Regions from separate parts of the Homo sapiens genome. Here region 1 is linked to region 2. The links are chromatin loops, found by intact Hi-C in ENCODE. Cell type or tissue: B cell. All regions are shown on one strand. Links, peaks and the distances in the headings refer to the core of each region. The heading gives the core; the rest is flanking DNA.

Region 1 (2,920 bases), core at 147-2,646, 71 kb after region 2:
GTCATCTTCTAGAAATATTTATCTCCTAGTCAACTAGACGATCAACTAGGCAAGCTTGGTAACAAGAATTCTTAAGTGCAAAAACAACTATAATTTGAATCCAACAGGCAGTAGTCTGAAAGTGTAACCTGCATGTCCTAGGGGGAAGAAGGTGCGTACCAGCTATAATCTGTGGTTGTATATGGAGTTGGGAATGCTGGGGTAATGGAAAGAAGTCTCATAAAAAGCAGAGTTCAGTGGAATTGATAAATAATTTATTATTTGTAGCTCATTTTCCACTTACAGGTTTAGAAGAGGAGATGGTTAAAACTTTTAGCTAAAATAAGATTTTGAGGTCACTGGCAGGTGATGGTTTTCTGTTTTATCCATGAGCCAATTCCTAATTCCTTCTCCAACATTAAATATTTTATCTGAGAGTTTAAAAACTATCAACAGTTACTGGCTTGAACTTAACCTATTAACTTTTTTGCCTGATCATGATATAGCTATACATACAACAACACTATATTTAAAAATGAGGAAGTGATGACAAAGTTACAGGAGGGTGGAAGAACAAAATTTATGTTTGTTTTATAAACATTTACTTATGTTTCTGAAATTTTTCATTTTACGTACACTGCATTTGAGTAGTCCAATAAGACTGCATACACTGAATAGGTATTATTCATCACCATGACCATTTGCTCTCACAAATGGTAAAACTGGGGGCACAGAAAGACAAATATTGCATTATCTCACTTATATGCAGAATCTAAAAAAGTTGAACTCATAGAGAGTAGAATCGTGGTTACCAGGGGCTTTGAAGTGAGGAGGGGTTGGGGAGATGTTGGTCAAAGGATGTAAAATTTCAGTTCTACAGGAGGAATACAAGGATCTATTGTACTACATGGTCACTATAATCACTGGAAATGTATTTGTGCAAAAATCACTAAGAGAATAAATTTTAAATGTTCTCACCACAAAAATGGTAAGTATATGAGGTAATGCATATGTTAATTATGGCTTGACTGAGCCATTCCACAATGTATACACATTTTAAAACAGGTTGTTTACAATAAATATATATGATTTTTATTTGTCAATTAAAAACATAATTCAAAAAACAAGTAGAGAAACTGGGCTTCAAAGAGAGTAAGTGACTTGATCAAGGCCCAGGGAACACAGTAAGTGGCAGACTTTTCTCTATACCTCACTGCTTCAGGGTGAGGAGGAGTCAACTTGATGCTTATGTACATGATGTCTCCAGACATAGTATCACGATTGACATCATTTCCCCATTTCCACCTCACTAGACACAGAAGGTAACCTGTAATATCAATAGCATCACCACATGCTACCATGGGAGGCGATCTTGGCAATCTCCTTCAATGTCACCGTTCTACTTCAGTCAACTGAGGTTCAGAGAGGTTCCAACTTGTCCAGGGTCATATAGTACGTCCTTTGCACAACAGGAGTAAATCCAGGGCTATTGATATGCGGTGATGCTCTCCTGGACTTGGCAGTGTTTCTTAAACTGCAGTTACTTGAGCACAGCCTTCAAGATTCTTTTATTATCCTTGCACTATTTATTACTTCTTCAATCGTTTTTTAAATTGACACACTTTTTAAAACCCAAATACCTGTTTTAGCTTTGTTCTCAGCAAAAATATCCCCAAAACTACTGGTCTGATAAGCCATTTTTTCCTTTAAATAAAAATGAAAATAAATAACTCAAAATAAAAGTACACATCTTTGTGTTACATAAAAGCCCTCAGTTACTACTGGTGGTATTTAAGAGGCACTGTTCTGTGCCATTCTCTAAAATCTATGCTGTACCATTTCTCTTTAGCTAATTATTTAGTCCATATGATGCTCCTCGGAGCACATTTCAAATTGAATCGAAAACTAAGTGCATGTGAAAATTTAATAAAGACTGATTTGATGACTGGGAAGTTACTTAAGGATGCAGAGATCCCCTAAGAGGAAAAAGATAATGTGGCCTGTGAGTGGAGTGAACGCACATACTCTGCCTCGTTTTCCCCTGCTTGGAACACCCATTCCCTCAGGTACAGGCGCTTTCGGTGGGTGGGCTCGTGGCCACGTCCTGCCATTGTTCTGGGGTTGGAGCCCTGAGCATTAGATCTTGACTGTGCCTTTCCCCAGGTTTCCCAATCAACAGTCAATGCCCAGAAACTAATGCATGCTGTGAGGCACAGCTTCAAAATGTGCTCACCTTCGTGGCACAGTTCTGAGATGCCCAGGCCACTGCCTATACATGCACATGAACACACAACTCAGCCCCCAAAATATTTTTCCAACCAGCTCCCAAACACTTGATATTCTACTATTAAATGTTTATTGTTTTAGCCTAAGAGTTTCCTTATTTTTAAATTACAACTAATCAGGAACACATCATTCTTTATGCCCTATCTATCATATGGACCTTAAAGTTAATGCGTTTATTCCATCCGTTCATATGAAAAGTTTTTAAGTGCAAGGAGGATGAGAGGTAGGGAGATAATGGATAGAAAAAAAATAGAAGCAAGTGCCCAATTTGGGGATTCAGGAGGTGGGAAGTGTAAGTAATCAGGCAGGCAGTTTTTTGCCCATCACTGCAGAACTCCAGGATAGTCATGCCATTTCATAAAGGAACTGAAGCAATATTCTCTGGCAGGCAAAGTCTCCTACATGACCAAAATGAGAGTCTACAGGAACCTGGGTCTGCAGGGCAGACCCAAGAAGCAAGTGGGCAGCTTCTTGTCAGATAATAATGGCAATTACACATCCCTACTTGCTGGCCTTGCTTCTGTTCTTTAAATCAACAACTTTCAGCATCCTTATTTTGCTGTGAGCAGAAAGTCAACAGTCCTTCATAAAAACGAGGATGTGTTTGAGTCACTGGGGGGTATATTTAAAGGACATCATTTGTGAACTCTAACAT
Region 2 (2,920 bases), core at 166-2,665:
TGAAGGAGCATCCCATTTGTATGACACATTTAAAACTTCTGCCTTAGGTTAGTCCCTTGACATGACTTTTCACTTGCTGGCATTTTGGAAGTCTATGCCAAATGACAGCTCTCTGCCACCCAGCCTTTGCTCAGTCTAGCTATGCTTTTTTTTTTTTTTCTCCCCCCCGCTGTGACGACTCCTAGACCAGGGCCAGGGTTTTTATGGGAGCCTCTCTACATTGCGTTCATCTGTTGCGCTTACACAAGCAGTTGCCTCCCTTGAGTTAAGACTCTAATGAAGCATGCTTTCCCCTGGAGCCAGCCTGCCCCTCCCCTGGCCTCTCTCTCTCCACCAAGGCAGAGAGCGAAGCCCTCTCTTATGATATTGCAGAGTTAATAATGCTGCTCTATTGGTTTTGTGAGCCTCTCAGTCACAGGGGGAATGTGTGGGGGATGGGCCCCAAGCTAGGAAGTGTGCCTCCTCTAACTCTCTTTCCGGCCCTGAAGCTTTTGTTTTGAATCTGGAAGCTTCAGACCAGGGCTGGATTTCCAAAGGTCAAATGTGCCTGCACATTTTGTCCTTAATGAGTGAGCCTTGCCCTGGAGCCCTCGCTGAAGGCGCCTGCGTTGAATCTGAGTAGTAGCCACAGAAGCAGTAGCTCCATAGCCAAATCCATTTGCCTGACATGCCACCCTTGAGAGAGCCTCCACGAGCCACTGAGGGTTACTGGCCAGGAGAATGTGGTCATAAATGCATGTCTACAGGAATGGGTGAGGTTTCCTTTTTGCTTAGAAAGCCAGAAAAACATCAACAGAGAGAGGCTACAAAGCAGAAAAACATACCCAGACTCCGAACCTTCAGTTCCCTCAACTGACAAAATACTTGAGGGTTTTAAATAGAAACAGTTTAACTTTTTTTTTTTTTTGGTAAATGGAGGGATTTTTTTTTTTCATGTCATTTCTTTTGTTCCTCTTCCTCATTTTCTTCTCCTCCTCCTCCTTTTACTTTAAACTTTACGTGTGAAGATCAACTGATCTCTGAGGAACTGACGTTTCTTTTATTTGATGATGAGAATTTCCTAACTCATTGTTGATCTTTTTGCTTCAGCTACCAGGCAAATCAGAGATGAGTTTAATTCTGTGCTTAATCCAGTGGCATTGTATTTTAGCTAAGATTTTTTTTGATAGTATTTATTTCCATCTTTTTGGGTTTTGTCCTCATTTTGATTTGTTATGTTTTTGTTGTTGTGTTGTTTTCTAAATTGGGAGTATCAGTCTGAAAAAGAAAATGCCTTGAATGATTTCTTTGACATTTAGGTTCAGGAATATCACTGGGCAACATTAATACGGCTACTGGGTTTCACTAATATCTTTTGAGCTCTTTAATCTTTCCCTGAGTTATCACTGAAGATCTAGAGAAACAGCTACTGCCTTTTAGAAGTGCGTTGGCAAAGCTTAACCCAGAGCAAACCACCAATGTAATTGTCAGCCAAAAATAGAAGACATTTTTTAGGCCCGAGGGCATGCATTTCTTGCTCCTCCGTAATGTGTACCCCATTCATCAGAATCCTAGACTGCTCATCCTTTTCCAGACACACAGTGGGGCTTTCACCTCTCTACACCCTTGCTCACACTGTGTGCACTTTTTAGAATGTCATTGTTCCCTTTCTCCACTTGGCAAAAGTTCACTCATTTGCCAAGGTCTGTTTCAAATGTGACTTCTTCACAAGGCCTTCACTGACCTCTGCAGGGAGAGTGAGTGGGTTCCTTCTCTGTGTTGCCATACCACTTCATTCAGCCTAGTGCTTAGTCGCATGTGCTGTGTTATCTTGAATTGCATGTATTTCTATCCCTCTCTTCCTGTGATACCATGAGCACCTTGTAGGCAGATATTGAGCTCTAGAATCGCTTGAAGTCTCCAGCACAATGTCCTATATAAAGTGGAAGCTCAGTAAATAACTGTTGAATTAATTTGAAAGAAGTACAAGATAACAGACCCTGCCCTGAAAGGCCATCAGAGTTCAAACAGGTGTCACCTGTTTATCTTAGCAGAGCTTTTTCTCCCCAGGCATTCATTATCTTATTGGGCAAAATCTACCAATCTCCCAGTCACCTCAGTGAAGAGCATGCAATGAAAAATAATAGTAGCTCCTAATCAAGATTTTTAAAAAATTCATTGAAGAAGTATTTATTGAGCAGCTATTGATTATGCCCAAAAGAAGTTTAAAGCTTGGTGCCAGACCTCAAGGCTCATTGGATTTGTCAGAGCTCTTGCCTCTTCCTGCTTGACATTTCATGGTGCCTTCTCTACAGATTTCTCATTCTTGTGACAAGATTCTTATTGAGAGCAGGGATTCCAGCCGAGTACTGCGGGGCAGGAGGAGCTGAGCAGGGCCGAATGAAAGTGCAGCTCATCATTATTTCCTTCAGCTGGGTCTCTCCTCAAATAAGGGATTTCTTAGGGAAACTGTGGGACGTGAGGCTTAAGGTTCTCCAGCTGATAACTACCCTAAGAGACAGTTATACCATAATTTGGATCCACAGGGAAGAAAGAACTGCCCAAATATGCCTCTGTTTTTTTCTTTTGCCTCTGCTTTCATTTGAAACAGAAGGCTCAGACTGGCAGCTGTGGGCCCTTTGCTTGTCTCACGCACTCTAACTTTTTAATACTCATTGCCAACATTGAAACAATTGGAGAGATTCCACATAAACCCCAAAAGATTTGGGCTTCCTTTAAAAACACTTGCCAACTCTGGACCTCTGTTTTCTACATGATATCGATGAGCTGGTGCTATGTACCAACTTCCCCTTTTAGATGGCATGTGCTATCCAGTTTACCACAGTCCCCACCCCTCATTATTGTCATATTCCTTGACTGTTTCACTAATGTATGTTATGCTCCTAGTCCCTGAATGTGTTTGAGTTTGATTCCTAACCTA

What was found. Peaks named below come from ENCODE experiments on the same cell type or tissue, not always from the same donor. Only the 100,000 strongest peaks of a DNase experiment are listed, where the experiment ranks them.
Region 1: it touches region 2 in a loop (4-fold over the local background); 11 of 110 quality-filtered maps call a loop at or near these places.

The regions. Positions count from the first base shown.
Region 1 is chr2:207,070,375-207,073,294 of GRCh38, reverse strand. No RefSeq gene overlaps it. Among named protein-coding and RNA genes, the nearest start is that of MIR2355, 38 kb to the left of the region's middle. RefSeq lists an enhancer at 1,303-1,372. In B cell, for the core only: no CTCF peak of the experiment used is centred there; DNase peaks (open chromatin) are centred at 614 and 1,274.
Region 2 is chr2:207,141,408-207,144,327 of GRCh38, reverse strand. All of the region lies in intron 1 of KLF7 (KLF transcription factor 7), which reads left to right. Among named protein-coding and RNA genes, the nearest start is that of KLF7, 23 kb to the left of the region's middle. RefSeq lists an enhancer at 1,545-2,046. In B cell, for the core only: a CTCF peak has its summit at 1,665; DNase peaks (open chromatin) are centred at 537 and 1,637; H3K4me3 peaks cover 2,405 bases; H3K27ac peaks cover 2,500 bases.